Regions from separate parts of the Homo sapiens genome. Here region 1 is linked to region 2. The links are chromatin contacts, found by Hi-C or POLR2A ChIA-PET in ENCODE. All regions are on one chromosome and are shown on one strand. Each heading gives the region's core, a stretch centred on a gene start or an enhancer-like site at or near the end of the contact. The rest is flanking DNA. Distances are from core to core; before and after follow the strand shown. Region 1 has its middle 110 kb from the start of MEAT6. Region 2 has its middle 270 kb from the start of MEAT6.

What was found. Hi-C counts contacts between places; a loop is a spot of excess contacts on that map. ChIA-PET counts read pairs that join two places held with the same protein, here RNA polymerase II (POLR2A). Pooled maps may share reads with other maps.
Region 1: a pooled map shows a loop between it and region 2 (2.9-fold over the local background). The contact joins two enhancer-like sites. A Hi-C loop is called at or near these places in 1 of 168 maps with a recorded cell type or tissue (posterior cingulate gyrus) and 2 of 50 pooled maps. POLR2A ChIA-PET finds 5 or more read pairs at or near these places in 1 of 52 experiments (CD4-positive, alpha-beta T cell).

What each region holds. Positions count from the first base shown.
Region 1 is chr6:164,926,390-164,929,089 of GRCh38, forward strand. No RefSeq gene overlaps it. Among named protein-coding and RNA genes, the nearest start is that of MEAT6, 110 kb to the left of the region's middle. Within about 2 kb of position 1,347, at least 2 of the 41 ENCODE cell types and tissues checked have a DNase peak (open chromatin) inside an H3K27ac peak, as active enhancers do.
Region 2 is chr6:164,553,758-164,556,457 of GRCh38, forward strand. No RefSeq gene overlaps it. Among named protein-coding and RNA genes, the nearest start is that of MEAT6, 270 kb to the right of the region's middle. Within about 2 kb of position 1,399, at least 2 of the 41 ENCODE cell types and tissues checked have a DNase peak (open chromatin) inside an H3K27ac peak, as active enhancers do.

The DNA.
Region 1 (2,700 bases), core at 97-2,596, 370 kb after region 2:
ACACACACTCACATATACCTGCACCACACATTTACACAGAACATCATACACTCACACATGCATACACACACATATAACACAAGCTCACAACACCACACACACACTCTCACATGCCTACACCACACGTTCACACACAAGATACAGAGAGAAGAGTCTGGCGCCTGCTTCCTGACAAATGGTGCCTCCTTCTATTTGCTGATGAGTTTGAGGAAAACCTCCTTTCAGTTCAGCGTAATACGTTAATGTGGCAGCTTGATGCCATTAAGTACTTCTAGAACATTTTTGACTGTTATACTCAGTTAAAAGTCAATCTAACTATGGGGTCTAAAATTAGACACACGTCTATCTCATCATCTTCAGACACTGTCAATTTCTCATGATTTAACTTACATTGCCTTTTATTCTTTATATCTGCTCTTTTCTGTGTATTTTCTCATGCAAGTATCCCATACACCCTAAAAAGTGGATAAAAAGAAGAATCTTAACAAATGTTAGTATAGAAATGACAGGGTGAATCCATAGTACCATCTAGAGTCTTGGCAGATCATGACAATCTTTCTAATAAGCAAAGCATTCTTTTACTCTCCGAGAAATTTTGAGAGGTTTGAGAAGAAAAATAATGTATTTTCTTCATTTCATCAGTGTAGCTCTAAAGAATTAAATCTATGTATGCTGACAGTCATCACTCCTACAGAATCTTTTCATTTCCCAGAAACGCCTCTACTTTTCAATCATCAGACCACTAAGATATTGCTGAAAGTAATTGGGGTATTACAGGGCCTAGTTTTTACCATGTGAAATTCTATCCTAGACATCAATTTCTGATTATATATCCTGGAGAAAGAATATTTTAAAATGTTACATAAAAAATAATCTTATTAAATATGGGGAAATATTCAACTGGTTGTTTAAGCAAATGAACCTTAAATCAAAAATCGGGTTTGAGTGCAAAGTAAAGTGTGCTAAAGAAAAGCAAAGAAAGAAAGAAATACAAAGTGTGAATGATTTTTTTCATATGCTCCCCCGTTTCTGTTAAAATGCATTTCCTTATTTCGGGCAAGCTGGCTGTCCCTGGCAGTGTATCTGCCTGTTAGGAATATCTCCTTTTTGCAGAGTTGCCTAAAGCTATCAGTGGTCCCTGTTTCCTCTGAATTAATGTCATTGATAAGCGGTAAAAGGGAGAAATGTTGGCAATATATGATTATAGATTAAATGATGCAATTTCAGGGTCAGTTCTACAGAAAGCACTTATAAGACTCTGACAAGTGAAGATGAATGGAAATGAAGGAGTGCATTTTCAACAGAGCCTGGTGCCCGCCGGCTTCCAAGGCTCTGCTGCCATCTGCTGGCCGCGGCGAGGCACGGGCGTGCCCGGCCACACACTTGCTTCTGCTGTCTCTCATTAAGGGAACAGTTCTCATTTTAGGTCGCAGCTTACCTTCGGCATCCATAGACCTGTCAATTAGCCCTCTCCCTGTATTCTGATTCATTTCCAGCAGCAGACGTGCCAAAGACTGGCAGGAACTCAGGGAAATATATCCTGAGCACAGGTGGTATGTTGAATATGCCTTGGTGCTTTATTTGAACTAACCAACTGATACATTTAAACAATATAGGCATGAGACGGAGGGGGAAACTAGGAGACAGAACTGGCGATAAATTTGAGGTAATTATCTAAAATTGTTGCTTTACGATTTGTTTTCTTTGTCCCTATGCTGTCAATAAATGCATACGTTGCATTTTGACACTAACGTAATTTAGTTAAAATCCAGGAATGCGTTCGGCAGCTGCTTTTCCAAGTGTGCACACACAGCTTCTCTCAGGAACCAAGAGTCACTGCCTCCCCTCCTCTCCTTCCCATCTCAAGGGTGCTGGAAATAAATTTGATGCGGTAGGTCTAATTTTATTTTATTTTTTTAAATTGACTCAGTATTTGATTTCTCCCTAGAGACTCACTGCTACCTCTAGGTCGAGATGAGATTTCTGTCGTGCATTAAGCTAATTTGGATTGTGAATGAATACAAGTCCAGGAAGTCGATTCTGAGACCCGATACCCTGCGAGGGGAGTGCAGGATAAGCAGGAGACATTAATTAGCGCTGCCTTAAGCAGTTTTACCGACGCAGGCGGGACTGTGGTGGAGCACTGGAGATGCTGCGAGCCCTGAGCTGCCTTCACAGCCTTGTTGGGTGTGCTGCTGGATCACACTGCATGAGAAATGGAAGCAACCTATCTGTAAAGAGCCTGCAAACCTCAGGACGCTCTGGAAGCCAGTGGAATAATTACAGTGGGATGAGGCTGCAAGTCCCCTTGCTTCCTGAGCTGCATTCATGGCTGTGTGAAGGGGAGAAAGGAATACATTTGAGGTCTTTTCATGGAAGACACAGATATTTTAATGTTGCGATACCATCCAACAGGGTGAGCTGAGAGAACCAACACTAAGAGTTTCACAGATAGAACACCACTATTCCCTGTGTAAAACAGGAGGTAGGCAGGCGTAGGCCTCCCCTGGAAAACAATGTTTTAAGAGCTCATAAATACCTAGACGTCAAATCATCCTCGTTTCTAGTGTTTGTATAGATATTTCCAATAATATATTTAGTGGGCTCACTTTTTTATTTTGTGCATTTATCCTGGTTTATTGTTTATTTTTCCTGAATTATTGGCCAATGAATATTTATATTAGAACAGAAAAAAATATA
Region 2 (2,700 bases), core at 149-2,648:
TGATAATGACTGTCAGGATGTGATAGTAATATCTGGCATTGTTGTAAGAGGTACAATCATAATTTCCCATTTTAGGGATGAGAAAACTAAGAATCCAGAGTTTAAATAGCTTGTCAAGCACATGCAGTCAAAGATGAGAGTGAAGTTTTCAGCAACTTTAAATGTGAGAGAAGGCATAGTGGATAGAAAGACAAAGTGTGGATGAAGATGAGCCAGTGCGTTGGTGGAAATTGGGTGATTGCAGCGAGAAAAAATTTCATAAGAATAAAAGTTGCTGAAGGATGGCTGTAAAATAAATATGTGTATAAACCATGCTGGCTCATTCTTATCCAAGGAAGTTGAGGGTAGTCATGAAAGCAGAGAGTAGGAGAAAAAGCAGAGACTTGTGAAATTTATGCCAAGGGAAGTAATCAGCAATTATTGTCATTGATTGTCCAGTAGAATTGTTTAAATGCTTGCTGTATAACTAAATCCTTACCATTCTTTGGAAGCATTTAACCCTTCCAATGCAAACAAGGGCAAAATGGATCAGTCAAATCAATTCCACAGTACTAGAGAATACATTAAAACAGGTTGATAAAAATGAGTAGTTAGGAAGCAGTTTCTTCATATTTTTTCTCTCTTCTGTGCCAAAGCAAGAAACAACGCCAATAGCATGCCAGAGAGGCTGAAATCCTTCCAAACCAATCTGGAAAACGCAAATGCTTTAGATAATAGGTGCACTCTAATTCAAATGCCTCAGGTTACATTAAAGAAACTTAACAGCAAATGGCAGTTGATTCTCTACCATTAAGGGTCTAATTAATTATCGAGTCTGTAAATCATTGAGGGCCCATGATTTTTTCTGGGAGCATGGAGCTTGAGCATCAATCAGATAGCACTTCCCCTAGAGGGAGAAGGAAACAATTATAATTAGTATATTTTGCATTTTGTGGAAAGTGCCTATAAGTAATCTGGTGGTAAAAATGGTGTGTTAGGCTGAAATAGCACCCAGAGTTCCACTGGTCCCTCAGAGCCATGCTCCCTGACAAGGGTGACAGACCATGCAGGGTTAGTGCTGGAATCCTGAGCAGTGGCTAGGAAGGAGTGGCCAGGCTGTGGCTTCCTCTCCCAGCCTGCTCTACTTGCTCCAGGCCCCCAAGTGTGTGCAACCTTTAGCTATTCTAGTCACACCAGGGAAGAGCTCCTGACCAAAGAGCTGCAGAAATAGAAATGAGTCAGAGCCCTATCCCTATGAGATGGAAGACAGCTAGGCACTAGGGGCACTTTAAAAACGTCTCTTCTAACAGAATTCGAACGAAATCTGCCATTTTCATTTTGTGCCTATCCTCAAATGCTCACTGCAGAAGTGGCTTTCTGGGACTGAACGGAGCAGCTGCTGCTTAGTAGGAAGGAGGGTGGAGGACTCCTTACTTGGCAGAAGCAGCCTGGTTCCCAGGTCCAAGTTATTGCTCCCCTCCCTGCCAAGGAGCCGTCTTTCTCCCTGCATCCAACAGGAAAACTGATTTGCAAAGCGAGGAGGGACACAGAGGTTGGCTCCGGGTTGCCAGGCTCCTCCACACAGGCCATTGCTTTGTTTCCCACCGCAGAGTTGGGATGCTCACTCATTTCATGATGACTCCTACAGTTCCATCCCCTTAGTGCTTCACAGGCAGCACGCTCTGTGTTTAAAGTATGGAAATGCAGCTTTCTCCTCCTCAAAGCTCTTGACGTTGTCAGGTCATAAAGCTAGAGATGCAGCTTCTATTTTGGGCATCAGTACACAGAATGCATCATATTTGTCCTCTTTATCTCATTGCTGTTAAGAGAAACATAAAGCATCATGAAAGGGTTCCTCCCTTTAGTATTTCTGTGCCTTTCCAAACAATAAGGATTCTGCTTTAAGCAATTCTAATCTTTGACATCTTAATAGTGTTTGTATCATCCTTTGCAAAAAGAAATTTCATGGATAATCCCATTTGATTCTCAAAGTAACTCTTTGGCCTAAGAAGGCAGGGTACTATTTTCAGTTTACTAACCAATCAATCAATCAATCCAAGCACAAGTTGCAGTTTACTATATCTGTAATTGAGAACATTTTCTTCCCCATTACTCCAGCCTCTTCTTCCCCAGGGGATCCTTATTTCTTCTTAGAGGCTTTTATTCCCATCCCAAATCCTATCAACCAGTCTTGAAAACACCGCGGTGGTTATAATGTGTCCATTTCCTCTGTGGCTGGGATTCGGATGCCATGTTTTGTGGGTGCTAAGTGAAACACGCTCTTCCTTTTCATCCCAGGTCTACTTCCTTGTCATTTATCACTTAGATTCTCAAACTGGTTTCCCTAGGTGCCAGTCTTTTCACATTATAACTTCCTGAATAACTATTTTTTTCTGAAGTATAGCTCTGATGATGTCACCCCTCAGCTTACAGGTTTTCAATAAATTCTGCACTTGCCCCTGAATGTATTATAAATTCTAGTATGTTATTTAAGGTCTTCAGTGATCTAATCCAAAGCTACATTCCTAAACTACAGTATCAACAACTAACTCAATAATACTGTTCCTACTACTAAGATTAGGTAATCTTTTATAGCACTTACTGGGTTTCAGGCCTTATAGATATTAACTCAAGAATTCTCAGAATAACATTGTAAAGACACTATATTAGTCTTCTGGGACTGCCATAACAAAATACTACAGACTGGGCTGTTTAAACAGC